Regions from separate parts of the Mus musculus genome. Here region 1 is linked to region 2. A link is a contact called in ENCODE Hi-C or POLR2A ChIA-PET data. All regions are on one chromosome and are shown on one strand. The core of a region is the stretch at or near the end of the contact, and the rest is flanking DNA. Distances in the headings are between cores, read along the strand shown.

Region 1 (2,700 bases), core at 188-2,687, 470 kb after region 2:
TGCTGGGATTAAAGGCATGAGCCACCATGCCTTGCCTTGCCATGTGGGCCTTTAAAAAAATGCCTCAATGAAGACAAATGTGCTTACATTTTAAACTTATTTCTCTCTCTCTCTCTCTCTCTCTCTCTCTCTCTCTCTCTCTCTGTGTGTGTGTGTGTGTGTGTGTGTGTGTGTGTGTGTAAGTCAGACAACTATTTTTAGTAGGTAGTAAATTCCTCCACCTTTATACCATGTGGGTAGAAGTCAGGCAAGCGTGGATTCAAACCCCTTTATCCAACTGAGCGGTCTTGCGTGTATGTTAAAGAACTATGTCTATAACCATATCGTGATCTTCTTGGTCGCAGAACTAGGTAATAATAGCCTCTGAGATAAACAGGCAACAGAGTCTGTTTGCTGGTACAGTGCTTCCTTAGGGACCCTGCTGTGCCTGACACACCATGTCCCCCCTGCAATAGTCAGAACGACAGCTGGGTGGTACTGAAGCAGACACACACACACACACACACACATTTCTTAACAGTAACGGAAAGCAAATGGCTTGCAACTTATCATCCTCATCCTTCAGGTGCAGTTCAACGGAGAAGAGCCACGGCGCTATGTGGCTTGTCTCCGGAACGTCCTCATCTGGGGAACGCCACCTCAGCACCCCCTCAGCGCCCCAAAGCTTCTGTCTGTGGTTGTTTCCTGTGCGAGTACAACTCGGAGCATTCAAGCTGTTGTACCAGACTCATCTTGCCCAGTGTCAGAATCTCTTGTTCAAGACAGGCTGGGTGTGAAGCATGCCTATAGTCCTGGCACATCAGGAGCTCAAGGCCGGTCCAGCTACTTGAGACCCGTGTGAGAGCTTAGAAGGTAAAGGTGCTTGCTGCTGTGCTTGACAGCGTGACGGAAAACAAGAATGGACCCCTACATGTTGTTCTTGGATCTCCATACATGTTCCCATGGACCCCCAATAAATAAAATGTAATTAAAAAAAAAACCTCTCTGTTTTGTTATGAAATTTCCCCTCTGTAGCTCTGGCTGCTTTAAACTTTCAGCAATCCTCCTGCCTCAGTCTCGTAAGTGCAGATTACAAGCCTGGGCCAACAGTCTGGCTGACGTTTTCCTTCCTATTGAAAGGCAGGATTTCACTAAGTCACAGGGACTGTCTTGGAAAGATCTGGGATGACAGGCTGGGTCACCACCCTGACCACTTGGTTTGTTATTGGATGGACAGTGTCGCTCTAGTGGTGAGTGGCAGGGTGCTCCTCACTGTGGTGTCTGATTCTGTGTCTGATTCTGGTGATCCGAATCTCCATGTGACTCTGCATTTCTTTAGATTCCCACAGTGTGGCCGGCAAAGCTTTTGGAGCTAGTCGCTCCAGCCCCAATGCCTTCCGGCATCCCCTGGGGACTCCATGGCCCTGGCTTCTGCTGAGCGGAGGGGTGGGGCTTTCATGGGAGACAGTAGTGTGTGTACACTGGAACGAGCAGTAGTTGTCTATAGCCACCGTCTTCAGGGACCTGCTGGATGCTAAGAATACTGTAGCCGGCCCCTGGATACTAGGACGACACGCGGCAGCCTGCGCACAGTCCTAGGTCCTAGCTGGAGCACACTGTGAGTGTGAGAGAGGCGCTGCGCCCGGGTGAGACGGTTGCCCTGCACGGAGGGTAGCGGCTGTGGCACGGAAGCAGGAGCTACGCAGGTGGATTGGGTGAAAGTGGGGCGGGGAGCAGGGGGGAGCGGGAGCGGGGCGGGCGGATCTAGGAGCTAAGGGCCCCGGCAGCCTCTGCACCCCAACAGCAGCGCTGGCCTTCTGTGGTAGCAAAAAACGGGGTAGGATTGTCTAAACTGCAATTTGCATGAGAATATCTTCAAGATCAATTTCCTTTCTTAAGAAAGTCCCATAGCCACAGGTCCAAAACCCCGAACGTGTCTAAGCCAATATCAAAAAACTTCTCCCTTCCTGCCTGTCTTCCCCTGCGACCGCTTACCGCCAGGTCTGGAGGGCACCTGCGGCCAACGCAAGAACCATCTCACAATGTCTAGGGCAGAGTCCCTGGCTAGATGGGATGGTTTCCAGAAGAGAGAGACTGGGTGGAACTTGTGTGTCTCCTATACTTGGGGTTCTCTTGTGTGAAACGGGGAGAGTTCTGGGACGCTACTGCTAAGCACCCTAAGATGACAAAATGCCCAAACTCTAATACGGCAGAAATCAGGAAACGGTGCCTGACAACTGAGAAAGGACCTTTTGCCTTGTGGTTCCTCGACGCCCTCTCTGCGACCCCTGCATTCCTCAGTTGCTGGCAGCTGGGGACTTATCTCTGTCCCAAACCAAGCCATCCTCTAGGGGACCATCTTCTACTTCCTCTCATATTTTAAGGCCTTTCCTCAATTTGTGAGGAAGAAAAGTCCCATCTCTCCTTTAGGAAAAAAAAATTCACCATTTTGCATTTAAAATGTAAATTTTACTTACTTGTTCTTAAGTTTTTGTTTGTTGTTGGTTTTTGTTTGTTTGTTTTTGTTTTTTGTTTGTTTGTTTTGTTGGTTTTTTGTTTGTTTGTTTGTTTGTTTTTTGACAGAGTATCCCTGTCTATGGGCTGACTCCATTCTTGTAGCCCTGGCAGGCCTGCCTTTGCTATGTAGACCAGGCTGGACTTCAACTCAGAGCTCTGCCTTCCTCTGCCTTTTGAGTGCTGGTGGTGCACCCCCAAGATTTT
Region 2 (2,700 bases), core at 140-2,639:
AAGATAAGGCGACTGAGACATAAAGGGGTTAATATATTTAAATCCAGGAAATCCAAGACTAATGGACTTGCTCTCCTTAAAATGATGGAAATAGTAGTGATCAGGCCCTCTCCCATGATAGTTTCCTTGTACAGCAATTAATCCTCTTATTGAATTGTTTGCTGGTATTGTGTAGGAGGAGTTTAAGGGTACAGGGTAAGCATCTCTATTGTATGGTACTGTGTGTGTGTGTGTGTGTGTGTGTGTGTGTGTAGGGAATTTAAGGATACAGGGAATGCACCTCTAAACACAAATACAAACTGAAAATCTTGCACTAATCAAAACTGTCCCGAAGAATCTTGTCGGCACTTAGCAGTTAAAAAGGCAGGCATTAAAAGCTGATTGCTTTTTTCATTTCTGATATGGCCTGCCTTTTCTGGGGAATGACAATACAGAAAAAAAAAAAAAAAGATCTTTCGTTCTTGCCTAGGTGGGTGATGCAGTTAAAAATTTGAAACTAGCAGGGCCTGGTGATGCGCAACTGTAATCCCAGCACAGGAGGATGACAAATACAAGGCTAGCCTCGTCAAGCTACACGAAAACCTAGCCTTAAAAACCAAAAACAAAGACCTAACCAAAAACAAAGACCTGTAATGAAGCAAACGCGCCCTCTTCTAATACCATCATCTCGTGTAGCTCCGTCAAATCCGTGCTAAATCATTTTTAAAGTTGCATCCAGTCCCGTGAGTCCCTCGCCAGTTCCCAGACAAGTGCCAGGATCCCCCACTGTCCTTTCCGCAGAACCCGTTTTCAGCTTCCTGCGGTGAACTCCAACCAGCCAGCTCCAACAAATTCTGTGTCAGCGATAAACTAATTCTCTGTAGCAGCCCTTTGACCCTCCACCCTTGCGCCAAGTTTTAGGAGAAAAAGAATCATGATTAAAAATAATCTACGGAACATGAGATTAAGATCAAAGGGCAAAACAGGTAGGTCTCCGGCCTGAGCCGGAGCGCTAGACAAGGCCCCTGGCGGCCGAGTGCCCCAACCTGTTACCCAGGTTCCTTCTTGCCACAGCCCCCTTCTCACACTTCCTCACGCACGGCCCAAGCCTTATGGTGCAGGATTCCGGGGGACGTTGGGGATCGCCAGCAGCGACCTCCACCGTGGAGATAAGGCCTGGCTGTCCCTGGTAGTCCACCGAGGCCAGGAGGCCCATCCGGAAACTCCGGGGACAGACTGACCACCGCAACTCACCAGCAGGTTGCTGCTGCGGTTATCCCCCTCCGCCATCGTTCCAGACTCGCGGTTATCAACGAGCGAACACACACTATCCCCCCAACACCAGCAAGGCAACCCGAGCGCGGGGGAACGCCCCGCAGTCTGCTTATATAGGCTAGCTGCCTTTCCCGACAGCCCTCGCGAAACTCGCTCCTCATTGGGTAGACCGCACTCCGGCTTCTGGGAAGTCGGGCCAACCGGCAGCTAGCGCATGACTTGAAATCCAGGTCAAAGGAGAGCGAAACTGAAAGACTCTGACCAATCAGAGTGCAGGGGTGTGGCCCTCGAGAGGCGGAGCGGAAGGAAGCGGTTCAACCGCCGTACCTAGTCTCTCACCCAGATCTTCCTAAATCCTGGGGCCTCTCTAGTCCCTAGCTCTTCTGCTGGAAATCAAAACCGCTCAGGCGCCTGTCCGCTCAGCTGCGCAGGGGATGCGCAATGGCATCCTATGCGGAGGCTGGAAGGGCAAGGACGCTTTAGGTTGCTGTGGCACCTGCTGACTGAAGTATTGGCTGCCCCAAGTGAGCGCTGTCTGTGCCTTCTCCCCAGCTCTGGCCTTTGGAGAACATGGAAGATGCACAAACTCTTAAAGGGCTTCATTTGCAGCCAGTTTTTGGGGGAATCATTTGCGGGGTGCTTCACTTGATAATCTATGAGTACTTCAGGTAGCTAGGGGAGCGCTTCATTCGGAGGGATGGATGAGTAGAGGAGCAATTCGGATGTTGGAGGGCTTCAGACTGATAGATTAATGGATGTATGGGGAAGCCAGGCTAAATACGACCTTCAACTAATTTTAAATTATTTTTAAAAACACTTCGTTCCTTAATTCCCAGGTTCTTTAAAGGCCTTGGAGGTTAAAGAGAAATGTGAGAGATCACATAGTGCTCCTAAATATGCCTGGTCCCTTCCTGGCCTATGGTGGCTCTGTCAAAGGGGCATACAATTTGTCATAGAACTTGTGGAAAGTACTAGAAGGTACAGACAACAGTTTTGACCAGGAAGGACGCTCATTGTGTGTGGGCGGGGCGGGGGGGGGATATTATGACTTCGGTTGATACAGAAATCATGTCAAAAATTGTAAAGCCTGGAATTCCCTCCTTCTCCTCAGTATTGAGAACAAAAGGACCCAAACAGCTGCTACCAAGCAATGAGGTGCCCATCTTGGTGGTACCAGGAGCAGTCACTTTGCTAAGAGAGGGCAGAGTAATAAGTTTTTCCTTGGCAACTTGGCTACTGCCCCAGAAAGCTTAGTTTAGTCGGTGTTCCCAAAGTAAAATTTAAGTTTAGGCCAGTCCCAGGTCCCAATCCAGCTCTCACTAACCTTCCAAATGGCTCAGAGGTTACAAACACCTCTTTTTCTACCACAAAGTGACCTTTTGAAATGTGTCAGAAGATGAAGCTCGTAACACAAATCTTCCTCAGAACTTTGGCACTGCAAATGAA

Evidence for each region. Hi-C counts contacts between places; a loop is a spot of excess contacts on that map. ChIA-PET counts read pairs that join two places held with the same protein, here RNA polymerase II (POLR2A).
Region 1: a map of v-Abl transformed pro-B cells shows a loop between it and region 2 (3-fold over the local background). The contact joins the promoter of Tmc5 here to the promoter of Arl6ip1 in region 2. A Hi-C loop is called at or near these places in 1 of 37 maps with a recorded cell type or tissue (v-Abl transformed pro-B cells). POLR2A ChIA-PET finds 5 or more read pairs at or near these places in 1 of 5 experiments (embryonic stem cell).

What each region holds. Positions count from the first base shown.
Region 1 is chr7:118,595,860-118,598,559 of GRCm38, forward strand. It overlaps Tmc5 (transmembrane channel-like gene family 5), which reads left to right and starts at 1,438. Exons shown (of 22, transcript NM_001105252.1): 1 at 1,438-1,685. It overlaps B230311B06Rik (RIKEN cDNA B230311B06 gene), which reads left to right. Exons shown (of 2, transcript NR_169121.1): 2 at 566-979.
Region 2 is chr7:118,128,236-118,130,935 of GRCm38, forward strand. It overlaps Arl6ip1 (ADP-ribosylation factor-like 6 interacting protein 1), which reads right to left and starts at 1,390. Exons shown (of 6, transcript NM_019419.2): 1 at 1,234-1,390. The coding sequence starts at 1,269.